Linked DNA regions of Homo sapiens: all the other regions are linked to region 2. Evidence: chromatin loops called from intact Hi-C (ENCODE). Cell type or tissue: Caco-2. All regions are shown on one strand. Region 1 overlaps RBM47 (RNA binding motif protein 47). Region 2 overlaps RBM47 (RNA binding motif protein 47). Region 3 has its middle 33 kb from the start of RBM47.

Region 1 (8,000 bases), 62 kb after region 2:
CAAATTTGTGATCACAGAAAAAAAAGAACATAAAAGGCTTACCCAAAGTGGGAGAAGCCATATTTTTTGGTTGGATTTTATGGTCAAAGGAGGGCTTCAATATGAAATAGAGTTCATCAGTAGATTTCAAAGTGAGCAGTAGAGATGATCTTAATTAGGGATAAGAGGGTAGGGTGGGCTGGGCACGGTGGCTTATGCCTGTAATCCCAGCACTTTGGGAGGCCAAGGCAGGTGGATCATGAAGTCAAGAGATCGAGACCATCCTGGCCAACATGGTGAAACCCCGTCTCTACTAAAAATACAAAAATTAGCTGGGCATGGTGGCGGGCGCCTGTTGTCCCATCTACTCGGGAGGCTTAGGCAGGAGAATTGCTTGAACCTGGGAGATGGAGGTTGCAGTGAGCCAAGATTGAGCCACTATACTCCAGCCTGGGCAACAATAGCGAGACTCCGTCTCAAAAAAAAAAAAAAAAAAAAAAAAAAAGGAGGGTAGGGTAGAGGGAAGTGGGAGAGGAGGGTGAGGAGACCAAGGTAAAGGATTGAAGGATGCTGGGTGTGGTGGCTCACACCTGTAATCTCAGCACTTTGGGAGGCCGAGGTGGGCAGATCACCTGAGGTTGGGAGTTCGAGACCAGCCTGACCAACATGCAGAAACCCCATCTCTACTAAAAATACAAAATTAGCCGGGTGTGGTGGTGCACACCTGTAATCCCAGCTACTCTGGAGGCTGAGGCAGGAGATTCGCTTGAACCCGGGAGGCAGAGATTGCAGTGAGCCAAGATCGTTCCATTGCACTCCAGCCTGGGCAACAAGAGTGAAACTCCATCTCAAAAAAAAAAAAAAAAAGATTGAAGGAGAAAAACAGTTGAACTGGTTCTGGTCAGAGGTTGGCAGAAAATACATGCAAGTGATTTTTATTTTTTATTTTTTTTAAGGACAAGATCTCACTCTGTTACCCAGGGCAGAGTACAGTGGTGTGATCTTGGCTCACTGTAGCCTCAACTACAGTGAGGAGTCCCGGCCCAAGCAATCCTCCCACCTCAGCCTCCCAAGTAGCTTGGACCACAGGCGCATGCCACCATGCCTGGATCATTTTTTATATTTTTTTTTTTATAGAAACAAGGGTCTCACTATGTTGCCTAGGCTGGTCTTAAACTCTGGGCTCAAGTGATCCTCCTGCCTGGGACTCCCAGAGTGCTGGGACTACCGGTGTGAGCCACCACTCCTGGGCTGGATCTTGATTTAGACCAGGCTTGTCCAACCTGTGGCATGTCCAGGATGGCTTTGAATGTGGCCCAACACAAATTCATAAGCTTCCTTTGGGATTTTTTTTTTTTTAAAGCTCATAAGCTATCATTAGTATCAGTGTATTTTATGTGTGGCCCAAGACAATTCTTCTTCCAGTGTGACCCAGGGAAGCCAAAAGATTGGACACCCCTGATTGGGCAGTAGGGTGTGTAGGCTACAGTGTGCATGTGCATGAGAGTGTGACTCAGGCAAAGAGAAGGGCTCCAACTGGGACCCGCTGAGGTTCTCAGATCTGTCATTATTAGCTGTGTATCCTTGGGCAGCCTCTCTGAGTCTGTCCTCTCATCTGTCTGTTTAATTAAATGAGGTGTCATATATCAAATACTTGATTATTGTAGGCACTTGAGATGCAATGTTTGCAGCTGGGCGTGGTTGCTCACGCCTGTAGTCCCAGCACTTTGGGAGGCCGAGGCAGGTGGATCACTTGAGCTCAGGAGTTCGAGACCAGCCTGACCAACACGGTGAAACCCCATCTCTAAAAAAATAGCAAAATTAGCCGGGTGTGGTGGTGTGTGCCTGTAGTCCCAGCTACTCAGGAGGCTGAGGCAGGAGAATTGCTTGAACCCGGGAGGTGGAGATTACAGTGAGCCATGATGCCATGATGGCACCACTGCACTCCAACATGGGTGACAGAGTGAGACTTCATCTCAAAAAAAAAAAAAAAAAAAAAAAAAAAAGAAAAGAAAAGAAACAATGCTTGTTTTGTGGTGTGATTTGATGGCTATCTTATTGGCTATCTGGACTTCATAATCCCATTTTCTCATCCTCATTGAAATACAAAATAAATAAATAAATAAAAGCAAAGCAACTACCTTAAAACCCCAAATTCTGGCATTTGTTTATATAGTGATCCTTCTGTATCCATGGGGAATTGGTTGCAGGCCCCCCAGATTTTGGATGCTCGAGTCCTCTATATAAAATGGTGCAGTATTTGCATATGACCTACACATATCTTCCCATATACTTTGAGTCATCTCTAGATGACTTAGAATACCTAATCCAATGGAAATGCTAGTAAGTAGTTGTTATGCTGTATTGTTTAGGGAATAATGACAAGAAAAAGAAGTCTATGTGTTTAGTACAGACACAGCCGTCCTTTTCACATTTTTACATTTTTAATTTTTTGTGGGCACATAGTAGTATATATATTTATGGGGTACATGAGATTTTTGAATATTCTTGATCTGTGGTTGGTTGACTTCAGGGATGCGGAACCCACAGACACTGAGGGCTGACTGTACGTAGAATATATGCCTTTGAAACACTGTTTTGGATTCAGATTTTGTGTCTTCAAACTTTTTTTTATCAAAATTTAAGTATATTTCTGAACAGTAAGGCATTGGACTCCATGCCAGGGGGTGCAGAGGTGAGTGTTCTGGTGATCTAGAAAGGAGTTGAGGGTCGGGCACAGTGGCTTATGCCTGTAATCCCAGCACTTTGGGAGGCCGAAGCGGGTGGATCATTTGAGATCAGGAATTCAAGACCAGCCTGACCAACATGGTGAAACCCTGTCTCTACTAAAACTACAAAGAAATTAGCCAGGTGTGGTGGTGCATGACTATAATCCCAGCTACGCAGGAGGCTGGGGCAGGAGAATCTCTTGAATCTGGGAGGTGGAGGTTGCAGTGAGCTGAGATTGTGCCACTGCACTCCAGCCTGGGCAAGAGGGCGAGACTCCATGAAAAAAGAAAGAAGGAAGGAAGGAAGGAGGGAAGGAAGGAAGGTGGGGAGGGAGGGAGGGATGGCATTTGAGGACACGCAAATACCCTAATGCAGAGTGGAATGAGACAGGTGACCCAAGAGGGGTGCTCATGGGAAAGACTTCTGTGATAGGAGTAATTAATCCCTAGCATGCAGGGGATTTACTCCTCTTGGGTTTGCATAAAGAAGGGCACGCAAGGGACAAGAGGTCAAGTGAGATAAACCCTAACATTAGAATAAGGGGCTGGCCCGTGCTGAGGGAGGAAGGAAGATGAGGAGAGGGATCTGAGAGGAAACTATGCCACAGGTGGCGGGGAGAGCAGGTTAGACCAGGTGGGGCCTTACGGCTCTGAGAGGAGGTGCTTTTGGAGGTCAGTGGCTTAAGGGAAATCCTGGGCTGTCAGGAAAGGCCACCTCAGCCCCTGGCCTGTCAGCAATGGCTCAGTGACCTTGGGCTGTTTTTGGATCTTTCTGCATCTCTGAATCTCGAGAATAATAATAATACCTGTGTAAACCATGCACTGGGTTGTGTGATATGTCACATAAAATAGTAGAAGGAGAAATAGAATGATGAGGGCCAGGCATGGTGGCTCATGCCTGTAATCCCAGCACTTTGGGAGGCCAAGGCGGGCGGATCACCTGAAGTCAGGAGTTCGAGACCAGCCTGGCCAACATGGTGAAACCCTGTCTCTACTAAAAATACAAAAATTAGCCAGGCATGGTGTCAGGTGCCTGTAATCCCAGCTACTTGGGAGGCTGGGGCAGGAGAATCGCTTGAACTTGGGAGCGGAGGTTGCAGTGAGCCGAGATTGTGCCACTGCACTCCAGCCTGGGTGACAGAGCGAGAATCCGTCTCAAAAAAAAAAAAAAAAAGAAAGAAAAGAAAAAGAGAATCATCGCCCTCCCCCAACACCCATTATGTTCCTCTCAGGGAAGCAAGGCAAGAAAGGAGAGAGGAAGAGAGGGAAAAAAGAGAAAAAGGGAGGCCCGGATGAGGCGTTAGGAGGCGGGTCAGCTCACTGTGATAGAGGGCAAGACGAGAAATGTTGTGAAAGCAAAAGGAGCTGACAGGCAGGGCTGGGGGGCGGGGAGGCCCTGTTGCCACGCCCCGGGCAGGCAGATAAAACGGTCATTTATGGTACCCACCCTAACAGATTAGTCAGTCAGACCCAGGAGGAGTGAGGTCAATTGCCCTTTAGTCCCAGGACTAACCGGAAGCTTCTGCAACAGGAGGACATTGAAAATAAGATGGAACCCATCCACATAAGGTAGGAGACCAAAAAATGACAACAACCCTTCTGACATTTTAAAACTGTCAAGAACTGCTCTGTGCCATTTTCTAGGCTCCTGGAGCTGGAGAGCTGTCAGTTCTTGGAAATAACTTCTGTGTTTCTAGACATTTGTACTTTATAGATGAGGAGACGGGCTCAGGGAGGTTAAGTTACTCCCTCAAGGTCACACAGCTGGAGTGTAGAAAACACATGATCTCAATTCTAGGTTCAGTTTTGTTTTGCTTTGTTTTGTTTCCACCCCAGCAGATATTTTAAAGGTAGGAAATGCAAAATTCTGAGCACTCTCTTGGGGATTGGAGGAGTGGGTGGGGACAGAGAATGGGTTATCTTATTTGCCTATCCTGCCTGTGGGTGTGATTCTGCAACCAAAGCCAATTCTGGCTTCTTCTCTAGACGGTCTTGGTCTCTTTTTAGCGAGTGGGCTTGACTGTAGCTAAGTAATTCTGCTTTTTCATGTCTTAGATGTCCCACTCAGTCCTCCAGTAGCCGATGAGTGCGTGCTGCTTGCATGGGCCCAAGACTCTAGCAATCTCTATAGGTAGTTTCTGTAAAACCAGGCAGATAGATCATCCCTGGGCACCCTCTCTTTATCTCATTAACCCTGGTGGTACCAGGAGGCACCTGACATTCTAATAGTTTGGTGCCAGCAAGTTTCTGTTATCCTTCAGTTGTAATTGTTAACTTGAATGGAATGCAAAACTTCTGGTTTGGAGCAGAGTTGGGTCTTAACTGTGAATAACTTGAAGGATATGGAAAATGGGAAGTACCTTTGGTTATTGTGGAGGATGGTTTATGAGCACTTTTTGAGTTGCATTTTCTCTGATAAATAGGAATATGTGGTCAATGTGGAGATGCTACTGCGTCTACATATTCGCCGGTGAACTCCACCCTTTATTAACTCTTGCCTTTGACAGTTTTTCAGCTCAGCAAGCCAAGACTTGTTTGAGGATTAGAACAATGAGCTTATCGTTATGCCACCTTTAAAAAAATCGCTCTAACGCTTCCAGCGTCAAGGTTTATTTCTATGAGCCTTTCCGGCAACTCCGCCCCCACCACCTGAAAGTTTGACATTGCTTTCCCCCTTAAGGGGAAGTGTGGAAATAGAGCCTGCTTGTTCATTTTCATTATTGTACATTACATGATATCTTTTCGACCATTATATTGTGTTCCCTCAGTGGTGTTTGCTCTGAGGGTGGGACACAAGCCTGTTTAGTGTCTCGTAAAACATTTACCAAAAGCACTGAGCCATGGTTTTTGAAGGGCATTCCGTTGCCAGAGTGTGGGAGGAGAGAGCAAGCAGGGAAAGAGAGCGCCAGGTGCTTAGCAGGTACGTGCTTCCTACTTTAGTATATTCATATTAAAAATTTCAAATTGCATACGATTTGGGTTCCCTTCTGCGGAAGGGGCAGGGATGGTGAGGGGAAGACGGGGGCAAAAGGGATTTCTTTGCAAACTCTATTTTTTAGTGGCTCGGAGTCCCCGGATAATTGTAATCTTTAGCTTCCATCAAATGCTGTTTTTGGTTTTGCTAGAGGGACATGTGTGTAATGGAGAGTAAGTGGAAAACCTACTTGTGCTTGAGATTTTACAGTGGGCTGAATCAGAATCCTTTAGCAAAGAGTTCAGAACCAGGTCCTGTGTTTCTGGGAGGCAATGTGTAACCTTGCAATTTGCACTTCTGTGAGCTCGGGAATTCATTCCATTTAAAGGTTTTGCTAAATGGTGGTTCTGGTTTCATGAAAATACTTTTAAACTTTCTCCCCCCACCCCACCCCCAATTCTGTTAAATTTAGACAAGATAACAGCAAATTAAAGGTCAGGTTAGGCTGGGTGCGGTGGCTCACACCTGTAACCTCAGCACTTTGGAAGGCCGAGGTGGGTGGATCACTTGAGGTCAGGAGTTCGAGACGAGCCTGGCCAACAAGGTGAAACCCCATCTCTACCAAAAATACAAAAATTAGCCGGGCATGGTGGTGTGCGCCGGTAGTCCCAGCTACTCAGGAGGCTGAGGCAGGAGAATCGCTTGAACCCCGGAGGCAGAGGTTGCAGTGAGCCAAGATTGTGCCACTGCACTCCAGCCTGGGTGACAAGAGCGAAACTCCGTCTCCAAAAAAGAAAAAAAAAAAAAGTCAGTTTAAAACGGCCTCTTATCCTCAACTCTGTGTTTTTGAAACAGACCAGCTTGAGACCGACTTTTTCTATACTGGTCATGGTTTAGGAGAAACTAATGAATAAATACTTCTTGGGAATACTAAGTCTTTATAATCTAGCTTTTTTGGGTGGGTAGAAAATATAATAAAGCTACAGCCTTAATCAAATGTTTATGTATGATCAATTGTAATAATGATATGCCACACACAGATAGCAGTAACTGTGTTATTAATAGTTAAAACTCAAACAGTTATAGGAAAATCTAGGAAAAAAAATAGTTCCAACAGATTTCTACAATTGCCAGTTCTTGGGGAAAAGTGTTGCAGTATAAAACGGGCAATATAACAAGGGTGTGGGATCTTTGGCCTGTACAAGGACAGTACTAAGTTGAAGAGCTCACCAATTATGAAAGAACATGATTTGGGTATATTTTTGCCCAATGACGCTTGCAGTAAGAAGCCAAGGGTTTTTTCTTCTGAGAAGTGGCCAGTCATTTGAAAACGGCTGGAAGAAATGATTGTTTCAAAATTGGAAGACATTTCCTCCACAGGACAAACTTCGCTGTGGCTTTGTATATTCAGGCAAATAGGAAGAAATCTAACAATTGTAGAGGTTAAAGACCTTGAGTTCCCTGGAAGCATGGCAGGTTTAATATCTTTTTATATGCATATCGGAAAATTGAGTTTAGCAGAAAGTCATTTCACTACTCTGACCACTGCAAGTTTATGTAACTTTTGACAAGTGGATTAATGTTTTCCTATGTCTCTTTTAAGATTTTGATACTTACTGTATCTAATTGCCTGTTACACAGGTGCACTTAGATTGCTTGAGTCTATCAAGTAGGGAAAGAGAGCCATACCATGTGAATCCAAAATAGAAACCCTGACCAGTGAAATAATTCATGCATTAAAAGCACACTTTTTCTTTTCTTTTCTTTCCTTTTTTTTCTTTTCTTTCTTTCTTTTTTTTTTTTTTTTGAGATGAAGTCTCACTCTGTCACCCAGGCTGGAGTGCAGTGGCACAATCTCGGCTCACTGCAACCTCTGCCTCCGGGGTTCAAGTGATTCTCCCACCTCAGCCTCCCAAGTAGCTGGGATTACTGGCAGCCACCATCATCTCCAGCTAATTTTTGTATTTTTGTAGAGACAGGGTTTCACCATTTTGGCCAAGCTGGTCTTGAACTCCTGACCTCAAGTGATCCACTCGCCTCGGCCTCCCAAAGTGCTGGGATTACAGGCGTAAGCCACCGCACCCGGCCTTTTTTTTTTTTTTTTTTTTGAGATGGAGTTTCGTTCTGTCACCCAGGCTGGAATGCAGTGGCGCAATCTCGGCTCTCTGCAACCTCCACCTCCCAGGTTCAAGAGATTCTCCTGCCTCAGCCTCCCAAGTAGCTGGGCGCCCACCATCATGCCCGGCTAATTTTTTGTATTTTTAGTAGAGAAGGGGTTTCATTATGTTGGCCAGACTGGTCTTGAACTCCTGACCTCAGGTGATCCACCTGCCTTGGCCTCCCAAAGTGTTGGGATTAGAGGTGTGAGCCACCGCGCC
Region 2 (8,000 bases):
GTGGAGGAGGGAGGTCTGGTTGCTCCTGGGGCTGGCGTTCAGGAGACAGCTGGGCTCCCGAGCTCTGTGACTGTGGGAGCTGCTGAAGCTCCCTTTCACTTCTTTTCCCTCTTGCAGGACTGATGCCATACACCTGGGCTGCAGCCTCTCTTCACACACACCCTGAAGGCTCTCTGGTTATCTTTTAAGGCATTTTCTGTCTGTGGTTTCTGAGCTGTCTTCTGAAGAAGAGATAATTTAATCTCACCTCTTCCCCCACCACCCCCACCTTCTCATCCACTCACAAGTAGATTGTATCAACCTGGAAGAAGTCTTCCTCCAAGAAACCAAACAAACCATCTCTATGAGATGCTTTCTCATTCTTCATCTTCCCCAGAGTCCCCCTGCAAGCTTAACACTCTCCAATGACCTCTCCTTTTATTTATTTATTTATTTATTTATTTATTTATTATTACTTTTTTTTTGAGACAAGTTCTCGCTCTGTCACCCAGGCTGGAAGCAGTGGTGTGAGCTCGGCTCACTGCAACCGCTGCTTCCCGGACTCAAGGGATCTTCCCACCTCAGCCTCTCGAGTAGCTGGGACTACAGGCGCATGTCACCATGCTCAGCTAATTTTTAAATGTTTTGTAGAGATGAGGTCTCACTATATTGTCCAGGCTGGTCTCGAACTCCTGGACTCAAGCAACCTTCCCATCTCGGCCTCCCAAAGTACTGGGATTATAGGCCTGAGCCACCGTGCCCGGCTTTCTCCTTTTCTTTAGACTAAAACCCAAGCTCCCTCCTATGGCTCATGAGTTTTTCAGCTCATGACCTCTGGCCACCTCCCAACCTCTGTGCTCCCACCTCTGCCTCCATTACCAGATTCCAGCCACAGATTCTTGTTCCTGGAATTAAAGCGAAAACAAAATGAACAAACCTGTTCCCGCCATGGGGCGTTTGCCCTTGTTTGTGCCTAGATTGCTCTTTCCCTAGATCCTTGCTAGGCTCCCTGTCTCTTTGTTCAACTCTCAGCACAAATATCAGAGTGGCCTTCTCTCTCTCACCAATCTCTGTTAATCTCTGTCCCATTCCTCTGCTTTATTTACCTCACAACTTTTACCACTGTCTGAAATTCTCCTGTCTCTGCCTTTATGTATTGTACATCCTTTCCCATTCATGTGCGAGCAGTGGTAGGGATCATTCCTCAATATGTGTGAGAGCTGAGCCTAACTGAATGATATGGGAAACTTGCTCAGCAATGCAAGGAAAGAGAACGGGTGGCTGCGGCTGCCAGTGCGTGCTGGTGAATGCAGCCCATGGGCGGTTGGTGGGTTGGGGAATGATGGTAACCAAATTTCAAGGCCTTTAAACCATCACCGTGCTGTGGTCATCGGGCTTTCTCTTCAGCATCCCTCCTAATTATCTGGCCTTCCCACGTGCCTGAGGTTCCTGATCTGGTGTCCACAATGATCTGAGAACTGATTCAAGGATTCTTGGAGCCCTCAGACCCAGGAAGAAGAGAGTTTTTAGGTTCCAAATGAGGAGAGTAAACTTTTTGTTGTTCAGTTTGATTATCCTTCACAACAAAGAGAAGGTACTAGAAACTTGGATGAGGGAGATGAGACAGTGGAAAGGATTCAAGCACACAGATGAGTCACTTGGATTCTAAGAGTTAAAAAAAAAAAAGTATGAGGAAACACATTTAGAAAATATCCATGAAGTGGACTCATTTGACTTTGCTAACTAAACCAAGTTCAACTGAAGGAAAATTTTTTACTGGTGAGAGGTCCAGGATATTTGGCATGTTGGAACTTAGACCAATTCGAATTTATAAATCCTCTAAAAGTAGGCCGGAAGCGGTGGCTCACTCCTGTAATCCCAGCACTTTGGGAGGTCAAGGCAGGAAGATCCCTTGAGCCCAGGAGTTCAAGACCAGCCTGGGCAACAAGGCGAGACCCTGTCTCTACAAAAATAAAAAATAATTTAAAAAAATAGACAGGCATGGTAGTGTGCACCTGTGGTCACCTCTACATGGGAGACTGAGGTAGGAGGATCCCTTGAGCCAGGGAGGCAGAGGTTGCAGTGAGCTGTGATTGTGCCACTGCAGTCCAGCCTGGGTGACAGAGTGAGACCTAGTCTCAAAAAAAAAAAAAAAATTACCCTAAAGTTTACTTTCTCAATGTAATAACTCCAGCAAAGACCCACAGAGAAAAATGCTTCAGAGCTTCTTGGGAATGTAGATTGACTCGTGTATGGAGAAGTGCTCTGATTTGAACCACCTCCATAAGATGGGTAAATTTTCTTCATATCATCTCCCTAAAATAGGTAATCTAGTTCCCACTTAAGTCAGATCTTATTTTTTATAATTTTAATAACTTTTAAATAATTACCCTTAAAGTTATAGAGTTTTACCTAGAGAATCTGAACTAGTTATTCCCATCCAATTTGTTTCTTTGCTATTGCATTTTTTTTTTTTTTTTTTCTGAGACAGGGTCTCGCTCTGTCACCCAGGCTGGAGTATAGTGGCATGATCTCGACTCACTACAACCTCCACCTCCCGGGTTCAAGTGGTTCTCCTGCCTCAGCCTCCTGAGTAGCTGGGACTACAGGCGCGTGCCACCATGCCCAGCTAATTTTTTGTATTTTTAGTAGAGATGGGGTTTCAGTGTGTTAGCCAGGATGGTCTCAGTCTCCTGACCTCGTGATCCGCCAGTCTTGGCCTCCCAAAGTGCTGGGATTACAAGCGTGAGCCACCGTGCCTGGCTGCATTTTTTTTTTTTTTAATTTAAGATAGAGTCTCGCTCTGTTGCCCAGGCTGGAGTGCAGTGGCATGATCTTGGCTCACTGTAGCCTCCGCCTCCCAGGTTCAAGTGATTCTTCTGCCTCAGCCTCCTGAGTAGCTGGGAGTACAAGTGCACGCCACCATGTCTGGCTAATTTTTTGTTATTTTAGTGGAGATGGGGTTTCACCATATTGCCCAGGCTGGTCTTGAACTCCTGACCTCAAGTGATCTGCCCTCCCTGGCCTCCCAAAGTGCTGGAATTACAGGCGTGAGCCATCGTGCCCAGCTTGCTATCACATTTTGAGCACCTACTGTGTGTAGCATTGTGCCAAGCACTTTGTGTGCGTTACCCCTTAGCCCTTACAGCAGGCCCTGCTACACAGCACCATTTACAGATGAGGAACTGAGGCAGTGAGAAGTCATATCTCTTGTCCTAGGTAACATAATAACTCTAGAAGTTAAGGTAGAAGAGAAAATGATAGAAAAGGCCATAAGCAAAGCTTTCAGATGGAAGAACAATGAAATCTAAGTGGTGGGCATGTAGAAAGAAAAAGCTAAGAACACTGAAAATGAATGGAAGTAGAAAATGGAGGCAGAGGGAGGCCATTTATTCTACAATTGTCTATAAGTGTCAGGAGGAAAATCCTATGTGTCAAAAGACAAAATTGCAACAAATTTAGTTTAAAGTTCTCAATTGCTTTTATTTGAGTTTCTAGAATCGGGCAACACTTCCTTCCATATTATAGGAAAAGGGTTCCAGTCAGCCGAGCAGAAGAGCTTGGCTTTATAAAGTAGAAGGAAAGAACTTAAAGTATATTAATTGTTTCAAAGATACTTTTTTTGTAAGGAATGGGACAACAGGAGACAGAACAACAGAAAAATAACATCAGATTACTTTAAGGATTAAAGCAGGGAGTTTCATTATGCCAATTAAAGATTTGAAACTGGCCCATTTAAGAAATTTGGTGTTATTTCTTCGTCCTGATTACTGAGAAGGTCAGACAACAACTTAGTTTCTGTTTTGTGATGTGGAACTTTAGCCTGGGTGACTCCATTTTGATTTTCAGTCTGGTCTATTGGGCCCTAGTTGCAGAAGTTTAGTCCAAAACAGTGACCTCCTATAATTCTTTTTTTCTTTTTTTAAGAGAAGAGGTCTTGCTGTGTTGTCTAGGCTGGCCTTGACCTCCTAGGCTCAAGCCATCTTCCCATCTCAGCCCCCTGAGTAGCTGGGACTACACGCACGCACCACCGCTCCTAGCTTCCTGTAATTTTTATTGGACAGTTTGTTGGTTTCTTCACCAGGGAGTAACACAATGGTACCACATTTATCTAATCTTGAGATATGTGCTGAAGTAGGAAAAAACTCCAGAGTTTTAAACGGTCTGTGATAAGGCAGAGATTTGGGGCTTTGGGTTTCTGGTTTGTTGCATTCCTGTTTCTTTGTGACTATCAGCTTATCCCAGACTTTTTTTTTTTTTAAGTATGAGATACCATAAGGGAGGATCAGGAAAGGGAAAACAGGATTTTTAAAAAAATTGGAACAGGGAATAAATAGCAGAGAGGAACATCCTTTTTTTTTTTTTTAAACAGAATCTAACCAGGTACCCATTATACGATCTGCATTTGTCTGGACTGTCACTTGAGCTGTTCTCTGAGCTGTCTTCATGTAACTATTAACTCCCTGATCTTTCTGAGGCTGCCTGTGTGAGGTGGCAGCCTTGTTTAGTCGGCAAACAAGCTGTTGCTGAGGACTCTTGACAACATGAGCAGGCATTTCCCAGTTTGAGGAAGTCCCTGTGGCCTGTGTTAGATTCGGCCACCAGCATGCACAGAGCTGAAGCGTGGGTGCAGGCATTGGCTAGATGGGGTTCAGCCCCTTTCCCAGAACTGAAACTGGTCCCAATCCATCTCTTGGCTCAGCACTCCAGGAAGGCTATTTGAGGAAGCAAACCTATAAGGAACTAAGAACAGTCATGTGTTCATGATTGACTCACTCAGGGTTTCCTCTTTAGCACGTGACCCTCAGGCCACCCATTCCTTGGAGTGGGCTGAAAGTTAATGATTCGTTACTGCCAGGGACGCTTTATTTGAGCAACTCCTTTTTTTCTCCTGGCTTGAGTCACAGGTAGCATTCAGCATGGACTTTGGAGCCAGCCTGTCTGAATCTAATCACTCAGCTCCACCAGCTCTGTGACCCTGGGAAAGTTATTTAATGTCATCCTATCTCAGTTTCTTCATCTATAAAATGGGTATCATCATCATCATCATCAGGATTTCTGTGAATATTATATGAGATAACACATGCAAAGTGTTTACAACAGTGCCTGCCACACGGGAATTTAAAGTATCTAGAAAGTGAAACAACCCTCAGTTGCTAACTTCAAAAATAGAAATGAGCTGAGCTTGCACCTGTAATCCCAGCACCCTGAGGGGCTCAGGCAAGAGGATCACTTGAGGCCAGAAGTTTGAGGCTGCAGTGAGCCATCCATGATCATGCCACTGCACTCCAGCCTGGGCGATAGAGTGAGACCCTGTCTCTTTTAAAAAAGAAAAATGACAAATGATTTCTCATTGTGATGTTAGTATGTTACGTTTGTCTGATATTTTACAGTTTCCAAAATGCTTTCATATATGTTATGTAAGTTGATCACAGGGGCTAGGTAGTAGTTAGAAAGTTTCACCTTTGTAAGAAATAGGCTTGGAGGCCAGGCATGGTGGCTGTTGCTATGTTGCTCAGGCTAGGAGTTCAAGACCAGCCTGGGCGACATAGCAAGACCCCATCTCTACAAAAAAATTTTTTTAAAAAATTGATCAGGCATAAATATGATTGTGGGTGACAGGGGGAGACCCTGTCTCCGCCCCCCCCCAAAAAAAAAAAAAAAACAGAAAAGAGAAAGAAAAAAAGAAATAGGCTGAAGAAAGGGCATAATCTGGGAAAGATAAGGGAAAGCATGTAAGGGATCCTTTCTCAAGGAATGCATTCCATTGCCTGGGGCACTGCCCCAGGAGGAGGTGAGGAAAGATGCCTCTTAGCAAGCTATGTGAGCCTGCAGGGAAGGAACACTTCCCCAGTGTCCGATCCAAAGGAGAACCCTGCCTTGGGTGGCGACAGAACCAGATGAGCTATTAACAATGCCCTCCTGGCCACCAGCACTGGCAGGCCCCCATTTCTTCTGGGCTTCCTCTGGATCAGAGAGCACCTCTGAGATCAGACCCTTTCTCTCCCTGCTGGAGCCAGGCCTCAGGAGCTTGGTAATGTGTGAGAACAAGCACAGAGGAAACCATGAAGGAATCTGAGGTTTCTCTTCAAAAGAGAGAAAATTCCAGATGACCAAATATCACTGTACTCTTGGCGGACAGAATGGCTTCATTTGTCCTTTCAGTGCTAAAACCAGGACAGTCCTGGGCAAACTGGCATGGGTTGGTCACTCAGACACACAGTAGCCCTTATCAAAGTGGTCCAACGGGGATTAAGGACAAAACCATTAAGTATTCAAATTTTAAGTATTCAGTTAACTTGGGGAGACTTCTTTATAGGTAGCTATTCCTTGGTAGTTTTTTTTTTTTTTTTGAGATGGAGTTTCGCTCTTGTTGCCCAGGCTGGAGTGCAGTGGCACGATCTCGACTCACCGCAACCGCTGCCTCCCAGGTTCAAGCGACTTTCCTGCCTCAGCCTCCTGAGTAGCTGGGATTAAAGGGGCCCGCCACCACTCCTGGCTAATTTTGTATTTTTAAGTAGAGACCGGGTTTCTCCATGTTGATCAGGCTGGTCTCGAACTCCTGACCTCAGGTGATCCGCCTGAATCAGCCAAAAAGCTGGGATTATAGGTGTGAGCCACCACGCCCAGCTTCCTTGGTATTTCTTTATAGGTAGCTGTATTAATAACATTCCCTTTGTGAATTACAGTGTCTGTTCAGTGTTTCTGTAGGGCCAGTATTCTTCAATGTAGGGTTTCTCAATCTTGGCACAGTTGATATTTTGGATTGTTTTAAGGGGTTTTCCTGTGCATTATAGGATGTTTAGCAGTATGCCTGTGCTTATTAGAAGCCAGTAGCACCCACCACCAAAAATGTCTTCATGCGTTGCCAGATAACTTCTTGGGGACCCAAATGGTTCCCAATTGAAAACTATTGCCTTGAGGGGTCTATGGCAGCTCCCATGTTTTAGGGGAATTGACCCAAACTGATTATCTTCGTAACCTATCTGATGTTCTCTTCATTTTTTGTTCTTTTCCTCCAGTTTTGCCAATTCTGATGCTTTTTCTTTCTTCTTTGATACAGAGTCTCACTCTGTTGCCCAGGCTAGAGTGCAGTTGTGTGATCTTGGCTCAATGCAACCTCTGCCTCCGGGGTTCAAGTGATTCTTCTGCCTCAGCCTCCCGAGTAGCTGAGATTACAGGCATATGCCACCACACCTGGCTAATTTCTGTATTTTTAGTAGAGATGGGATTTCACCACGTTGGCCAGGCTGGTTTTGAACTCCTGATCTCAGGTGATCTGCCCACCTCAGCTTCCCAAAGTGCTGGGATTACAGGCGTGAGCCACCACACCCAGCCCATTTCCAATACTTTGATAGCTTCCTTGACTTTTTCATCTTCCCTGTCATCTATAATCTTGTGATTACCTATGAGATTCTAAAACATACCTACAGAATACAGGTTTGTCTAACGTTCTGAAAAGAGTCATTCTGTTGAATTATTTTTGGAATCTGGAAATTCTTTCTTCTAACTTTTCAGTTTGTCTCAGTCGGGTGTCCCCTGAGGTTCTCTGGAATCAAACAAATAAAAGTCTTTATTTCTTAGAAAAACCAGAATTAAACTCGGTCTTAACTGAAAAGCTTGTTTCTTCTCATGGTACTAGTTTTACCCAGTCTATTTCTGAAATAATGAGATTATATTTTATGTAAAACTTTAGGAGGAGTTTCCTACACTCTGGGAGAATATTTAGATCTCGGAAGTCTAATAACCCACAACAACTGCAGAGAGGCTGCAGAACGGAAGACCATTTGCACAATCTGGATTCTTCCACCTCGTGCAGTCAGCCCTGTTCTTCCTCATTATTTAAGTGAAAAATATTCTAAACACTGCTCTTCGGTTGCTATGAAAGCTTTGTGGCAAAAGGTCATCTGATCCACCATAGCCTTTAACAAATGAAAATTTAAACCAAAGATGTCTAATACAATTTTATAAAGTTTTACAGAAATGGAAATTATGATTATCTTTCTTAGGAAACTGTTCCA
Region 3 (8,000 bases), 85 kb before region 2:
AGATACATTTTGGAGGTAGAATGAACAGGACTTGGAAATGTATGTGGAGAAGGCAAAGGAGTTAAAGATGATATCTGGAGCAGCACAACTCACAATTGCAAAGATGTGGAACCAACCTAACTGCGCATCAAGCAATGAGTGGATAAAGAAAATGTGGTATATATACACCATGGAATACTACTCAGCCACAAAAAGGAACGAAATAATACCTTTTGCAGCAACTTGGATGGAGCTGGAGGCCATTATCCTAAGTAAAGTAATTCAGGAATGGATACCAAATATCATATGTTCTCACTTATGAGTAGATGCTAAGCTATGATGATGCAAAGACATAAGAATGATGTAATGGGCCAGGCATGGTGGCTCACACCTGTAATCCCAGGACTTTGGGAGGCTGAGGTGGGCAGATCATGAGGTTGAGTTCGACACCAGCCTGGCCAAAATGGTGAAACCCCATCTCTACTTAAAAAATACAAAAAGTAGCTGGGCATGGTGGCACACACCTGTAGTCCCAGCTACTTAGGAGGCTGAGGCAGGAGAATAGCTTGAACCCAGTAGGCAGAGGTTGCAGTGAGCCGAGATCGTACCACTGCACTCCAGCCTGGGCAACAGAGTGAGAATTTGTTTGAAAAAAAAAAAAAAAAAAGAATGATATAATGAACTTTGGGACTTGGGGTGGGGGGAAAAGTCAGGAGGGGGAAGAGGGATAAAAGACTACATTTTGGGGTACAGTGTACACTGCTCAGGTGACAGGTGCACTAAAATCTCAGAAATCACCACTGAAGAATTTATCCATGTAACCAAAAACCACCTGTACCCCCAAAACTATTGAAAGAAAATTTTTTTAAAAGATGATACATGCACTCTGGTTTTACTATCTACTTAATTGGTTTTGCCAATAGAGAGAAATCTGAGGAGAACCTGGGTGTGGAAGTTCAGAGCAGGCAAGGATGGAGGTACCTGGAGTTCCATTCAGAAGAAAATGTGATACTCAGAATGAAAACACTCTTATTGTTAATGTTCAGGGTATTTTGTAACCATTAGCTAATTAATTCTCAAAATAGTTGTTCTGAGTTGTTAATTACCTAAATCCCATTTTACAGTTTCTGGAGAAGAGCAAGTGTCAGTAATTTGCCTAAGGCTAGACTAAATTGTAGAACTGACAGCAGCACCAATTAATTCCTGGTAGTCTTATGTTCTGCCAATCTTTTAAAAGAGGAGCTCTTAGTTGGGATGAGTAAATTGAATGATGTTTGGGAGAGTAAGGCATAGACTTAATAGTCTGAGGGTTGTGCTTTGACTTTCCCTCTTATTACGTAGGTGACATGGGCACATATAAGAATAATCCTTAGTCAGGCTGGGAGCGGTGGCTCACGCCTGTAATCCCAGCACTTTGGGAGGCTGAGGTGGGTGGATCACGAGGTCAGGAGTTTGAGACCAGCCTGACCAACATAGTGAAACCCTGTCTCTACTAAAAATACAAAAATTAGCTGGACATGGTGACGCACAGCTGTAGTCCCAGCTACTTGGGAGTCTGAGGCAGGAGAACAGCTTGAACCTTAGAGGCGGAGGTTGCAGTGAGCTGAGATCACGCCACTGCACTCCAGCCTGGGCAACAGAGCAAGACTCTATCTCAAAAAAAAAAAAAAAAAAAAAAAAAAGAATAATCCTTAGTCTTAGTTTACTCATCCATAAAATAGTAATTTTTATCTTATTTTATCTTAGAAAGTCAAATGTTCAACATTTTCTTACTTTTTGCGGTGTCCTCTATCTAGAAACAATTTTGCCCAGAAAACTGTTAACCTATTAGAGAAATCTTCTTTGATCACCCTATAATAAATTAACAGCAGCCACCTTTCACCTAAAGGTACTTTTCACCCCACTTTAGCCAAGTTTGATTTCTCTTTATAGCACTTATTACCGTCTGACCTATTATATATCCATTTTTATAAGATCATAGATTTTGTCTGTTTTATTCCCTGCTAGTATCACCCATGTCTAGAACATTGCCTGGAACAATATATGAGTGCTCAATAATATTTGTTCAATAAATTAAATGAAATTATGCACATAAAATACTTAGCACAATATCTGCTCATGATAGAAACTCAGTAATTGTTAGCAGTTGCTATATCAGAATAGGAATTTGGAGACGTACTCAATTTTATACATTCCTTGCCTAAGAAACTTTTAAAGCAATATTTTTTTATATATCTTTATTAAAAATAACTTTTTTTTTTTTGAGACGGAGTCTCGCTCTGTTGCCCAGGCTGGAGTGCAGTGGCGCAATCTCGGCTCACCGCAAGCTCTGCCTGTTAGCCAGGATGGTCTTGATCTCCTGACCTCATGACCCACCCGCCTTGGCCTCCCAAAGTGCTGGGTTACAGGCGTGAGCCACCACACCTGCCCAAAAATAACTCTTTAGGCCGAGCATTTAATGCTCATACCTGTAATCTCAGCATTTTGGGAGGCCAAGGCAGGAGGCTCACTTGAGGCCAGGAGTTTGGGACCAGCCTGAGCAACATAGAGATACCCTGTCTTTATATAAAAAATAATAATAATAAATAAAATTTTAAAAATAGTCTATTCCTGGCCAGATGCAGTGGCTCACACCTGTAATCTCAGCACTTTGGGAGGCCAAGTTGGGTGGATCATTTGAGGCCAAGAGTTCAAGACCAGCCTGGCCAACATGGCTAAACTATGTCTCTATTAAAAATACAGAAATTAGCCAGTTGTGGTGGCAGGTGCCTGTAATCCCAGCTACTTGGGAGGCTGAGACACAAGAATTGCTTGAACCTGGGAGGCAGAGGTTGCAGTAGTTGAGATTGCATTACTGCACTCCAGCCTGGGAGACAGAGCAAGACTCAGTCTCAAAAAATAATAATAATAATAATTTTTAAAAATAAAATTATATATATAAAATATATATTTGGGCTATTCTTGAAACAGCATACCAGTTACGTACTTCATTTTATTAATTTACAAAAAGTCTTTATATTCCTTGGTGATTCTCATTATTATTTTGTGGATAAGTTATGTGGCTGTGAGAACAAAGCAAGCCCAGGGCTGAGTTTTTTATTTTATTTTATTTATTTGTTTTTTCTGAGATGGAGTCTTGTTCAGTTGCCAAGGCTGGAGTGCAATGGCACAATCTCAGCTCACTGCAATCTCCACCTCCTGGGTTCAAGTGATTCTCCTGCCTCAGCCTCCCAAGTAGCTGGGATTACAGGCATGCACTATTATACCTGGCTAATTTTGTATTTTTAGTAGAGATGGGATTTCACTATGTTGGTCAGGCTGGTCTGGAACTCCTGACTTCAGGTGATCCATCTGCCTCATCCACCCAAAGTGCTGAGATTACAGGTGTGACCCACCGTGCCTGGCCTCAGTTCTTTATTTTAGAAGTGGGTATCTTTTTCTCTAAACAAAAACAGAGTCAAATATATGCTATATAATCAGTGAGTTTGCAAACAAGGATTCCAGCTCCTTCTGATAGATCAAAACTAAACATGCTAGGTTTCAAATCTGGTATGGGGGAAAAAAAAAGAACTAAACATGCAAACCAACAGGTTCCTAAAACTATCGGTGAGTCAATTCAACTAGAAAAACAAAAAACACTCTCCTGGTCATGGCTGGGCCAGAGTGGGTGGAGGAAAAAGCTAAACGTTTACTCATAAAGACTCTGATTCACTTAGAAAAAGAAAAAGCCAGATGCCATGCGACTGGGATTTGTGTTCACTGCACTGAGGAGTACAGAGCCTTCGTACTCTCAGGGATGACAAGCCATTATTTCACTCTGAACACAAAGAACGGTTGCTTCGTGCACCCTTCACTATGATTAGCTCTTGCAAATAGAGGATGAAGAATTGAACCCGAGAGGACCTTGGCTGTGGGCCAAGGGCTCAGAATTATTTATTTTACTTTCGTTAAGAAAACAGTATAAGAGGGCCATGTCTAATAGCCTATTTCTTCATGGGCCCCTGATTTAGGCGCAACGGGATAATAACCACACACTCTTCTCTCTGAGAGCAATAGGAGTTTTCTTCCAAGAGACCCTGGCTGCATGTGCTGGTTTGAGCCAGTGGTGTGCTGGTGGATGTTTAACCACCAGCTTGGGGGAGGCAGAAGGGCTTGTCTGTAGTGTTTGCTGATTTCTGCAGTGTAAATATTCCCACTCTGGCTGATTTCAAGCTACTAATCTGACATCACTGAATGAAGAGTTGGGAAGAAAATGTGAAGTAGCATACTGTTATATACAATTTCCACTGTTCAAATATGGCCAGGTGCAGTGGCTCATGCCTGTTATCCTAGCACTTTGGGAGGCCGAGACAGGTGGATCATTTGATGCTAAGAGTTAGAGACCAGCCTGGCCAACATAGTGAAACCCCATCTCTACTAAAAATACAAAAATTAGCTGGGCGTCGTGGCGGGCACCTGTAATCTCAGCTACTCGGGAGGCTGAGGTGGGAGAATCACTGGAACTCAGGAGGCAGAGGTTGCAGTGAGCCAAGATCATGCCACTGCACTCCAGCCTGGGAGACAGAGCGAGACTCCATCTCAAAATAAATAAATAAATAAACAGGCTGGGTGTGATGGCTCACACCTGTAATCCCAGCACTTTGGGAGGCCGAGGCAGGTGGATCACCTGAGGTCAGGAGCTCAAGACCAGACTGGCCAACATGGCGAAACCCCGTCTCTACTAAAAATACAAAAATTAGCCGGGCATGGTGGCACATGCCTGTAATCCCAGCTACTAGTGGGGACTGAGGCAGGAGGATTGCTTGAACCTGGGAGGTGGAGGTTGTAGTGAGCTGAGATCATGCCACCGCACTCCAGCCTGGGCAACAGAGCGAGACTCCGTCTCAAAAACAAACAAACACAATTGATGTAAATAACCTTAAAAACATAAACCACAGTGAACTGTAATAAAATCATTAGGAAGTGATAAGTTTTGAGTATGTATTGCTCCATTGTAAGTGTAATGTATTTCATCGTAAGTTCATATAATTTAATTTTAGTAATGGCTGTGTTTAACAACTGGCTTACAGACTTTCTGAAAATTTAACAGTTGGCTCTCCGGAGCCCGTCAGAGCAGGTTCAAGGTGCCCTGCTGATGTGAACCCTGAGGCAGGAGTCCTGTGTGGTCTGGGGCCAGGAAGAACACAGCAGACCCATTGCTTCAAAATGGAGCTCACCATTCTCTTCAGGGGTTCTCTTTTCTCATTCTGTGAGAATTGTCATTTTAGCATGCCTTGCCTCATTTTACTCATTAGCAAAACAGAGAGAAGACCACTCCCGTTCCTGGTTATGGAGACTGTAGGCTACCTGTGATTTTACAAGGGAGGAAAGTAAGTCTCAGAAGAGTCATATAATGATAGTGGTGGTGATGATGATGATGATGATAGTTGACACTGGTTAAACTTGTACTATATACGCCAGTTACTGTGCTAGATGCCTTACGTAACATCTCATTTGAACCTCATAAAAATCATATGGGTAGGTGCTATTATTTGTATTCTCATGTTGCAGATGAGGAAACTGAGACACAGATGACTACACAGTATTTTCTGATTCCACTTCTAGAAAGAAGTTAAGTCAAGATGGAAATTCCGTCTGTCTGGGCAAATTGCTCCTGCTCACAGCTGCTATAATCATATAGTTTGTAAGTGAGGCGGGGGTTGGCAGGAGTCAAGGGTTGGGGAGTGGGGGTGGTGGTCAAACATAGGTCTTCCAGTTCCTGTGGTGGCATCAAGATTGAAAAAGGTGAACTTCTGTGGTTGGTTCATTGTTTTTATTCCTAGTTTATCTGTGGAAAAAGGAACGTTCTGAAGAATTGAACCACTTGGTTAAATGAGTTGAGTGATCAAGAATGAATGCACAAAAAAATAAAAAAGACTGTCTCTACAAAAAAATAAAAAAGATTGTCTCTACAAAAAAATAAAAAAGAATTAGCCAGATGTAGCGGTACATACCTGTGGTCCCAGCAGTGAGCTATGATCACACCACTGCACTCCAGCCTGGGCCACAGAGTGAGACCCTGTCTTAAAAAAAAAAAAAAAAAAGAGGCCAGATGCGGTAGCTCATGCCTGTAATCCCAGCACTTTGGGAGGCCGAGGGGAGTGAATGACCTGAAGTCAGGTGTTCAAGACCAGCCTGCCTAACATGGCGAAACCCTGTCTCTACTAAAAATGCAAAAAATTATCTGGGTGTGGTAGTGCATCTGTAATCCTGGCTACTTGGAGGCTAAGGCAGGAGAATCGCTTGAATGCAGAAGGCAGAGGTTGCAGCGAGCTGAGATGGCGCCACTACACTCCAGCCTGCGTGACAGAGACTCTGTCTCAAAAAAAAAAAAAAAAGGAATGATCATGGGCTTCTCCTAGGCTTCCTAAGGTGCCTTTGAAAACAGGTAACTCTCCAGATTTGAGAAAAAGTGATTGTGACAAAAACTCACATCTTCCATTTCCTTTCTTAAATAGAAATAACATGCTGTGTGTGTTAGAGATAGGACAGTTATAGATATCTTTTTTTTTTTTTTTTGAGACGGAGTCTCGCTCTTTTGCCCAGGCTGGAGTGCAGTGGCACAATCTCTGCTCACTGCGAGCTCTGCCTCCCGGGTTCACACCATTCTCCTGCCTCAGCCTCCCGAGTAACTGGGACTACAGGCGTCCACCACCACGCCCAGTTAATTTTTTGTATTTTTAGTAGAGACAGGGTTTCACTGTGTTAGCCAGGATGGTCTCGATCTCCTGACCTCGTGATCCGCCCGCCTCGGCCTCCCAAAGTGTTGGGATTACAGGCGTGAGCCACCGAGCCCGGCCTAGTTATACATATCATCATACCTTCTTTTTTTTTCTTTTTTAAGAGACAGAGTTTTACTCTGTCATCCAGGCTTGAGTGCAGGGGCACAGTCATAGCTCACTGCAGCCTCAAACTCCTGGGCTCAAGGTGATCCTCCTGCCTCAGCCTCCCGAGTAGCTGGGACTACAGGCACGTGCCACCGTGCCTGGCTTTTTAAATTTAAATAAATTTTGGCAAATCCACAAGTGGAATATTAACAGCCTTTTTAAAAGAATTAGGTGGATTCAAAAGCACATACAGAAATCAGTTACACTTTTGAATTACATTGCAACTAAAAAAAAGCAAGGGCAGAAAAGTGTGATAGTATGTCATCATTTATGCAAAAAGAGATAAAGGAAAGGTACATATGCATATATGCTTGTCTACCTGCTTCGTATCTCTAAAAGGATACACACACACACACACGCGCGCGCGCACGTACATACCCAACGGTTACCTCTCGGAGCCTAGGGGATTGGAGTGGAAGGGAGATGGGACTTTTTACAGCGTAGCATTTTATTTTATTTGTCCTTTATCCGTATGCATGCAGTACCTGTTCAAATAAATAACTTTTTTTTTTTCTTAGAGACAGGGTCTCACTCTGTCGCCTAGGCTGCAGTACAGTGGCACAATCATAGCTCACTGCAGCCTTGACCTCCCAGACTACTCTCTCAGCCTCCCAAATGTAAATTTTAAAAACCACTTTCACATACGTTATCTTTTCCATCTTCATTATAACCTTATACTATAGTAGGGCAGATTGTATTCTTCCCAGTTAGGGATGAGAAAATGGAAGTCCAAAGAAAAGTGACTGACTCAGTGTTACCCAACAATGTAAGTGGCTGAGGTCAGGTGGAGACAGCCTATGGCTCTAAAAGTAGGTGGGACTGCATCCAAATTGTCTCATTTTTAGCCCTCGTTTGTGTTTTTTCCCTCTGAGGATTCATCATTTATTAATAAACAAGGGACTTTTTTAAAAAGAAAAGGAGATAAATGTGATGTGGGAATGTTAAAAAAGAAAGAAAAGAAAGAAGAGAAGAGAAAAAAAGAAAAGAAAATCCAGGACAGGCACTGTGGCTCACTCCTGTAATCCCAGCACTTTGGGAGGCCAAGACAGGCGGATCACCTGAGGCCAGGAGTTCAAGACTAGCCTGACCAACATG

The links. Peaks named below come from ENCODE experiments on the same cell type or tissue, not always from the same donor. Only the 100,000 strongest peaks of a DNase experiment are listed, where the experiment ranks them.
Region 1: it touches region 2 in a loop (3.0-fold over the local background); 5 of 110 quality-filtered maps call a loop at or near these places.
Region 3: a loop joins it to region 2, with 4 times the contacts of the local background. A loop is called at or near these places in 2 of 110 quality-filtered maps.

The regions. Positions count from the first base shown.
Region 1 is chr4:40,512,144-40,520,143 of GRCh38, reverse strand. All of the region lies in intron 2 of RBM47 (RNA binding motif protein 47), which reads left to right. Among named protein-coding and RNA genes, the nearest start is that of MIR4802, 14 kb to the right of the region's middle. RefSeq lists a silencer at 3,954-4,264. In Caco-2, no CTCF peak of the experiment used is centred here; DNase peaks (open chromatin) are centred at 3,313, 4,133, 4,883 and 5,543; H3K4me3 peaks cover 3,106 bases.
Region 2 is chr4:40,573,885-40,581,884 of GRCh38, reverse strand. The region is part of intron 1 of RBM47 (RNA binding motif protein 47); the gene reads left to right. Among named protein-coding and RNA genes, the nearest start is that of RBM47, 52 kb to the left of the region's middle. RefSeq lists enhancers at 4,357-4,556, 4,577-4,746. In Caco-2, no CTCF peak of the experiment used is centred here; DNase peaks (open chromatin) are centred at 4,824 and 5,784; H3K4me3 peaks cover 705 bases.
Region 3 is chr4:40,659,148-40,667,147 of GRCh38, reverse strand. No RefSeq gene overlaps it. Among named protein-coding and RNA genes, the nearest start is that of RBM47, 33 kb to the right of the region's middle. RefSeq lists enhancers at 3,348-3,487, 4,960-5,465. In Caco-2, no CTCF peak of the experiment used is centred here; a DNase peak (open chromatin) is centred at 4,107; H3K4me3 peaks cover 466 bases.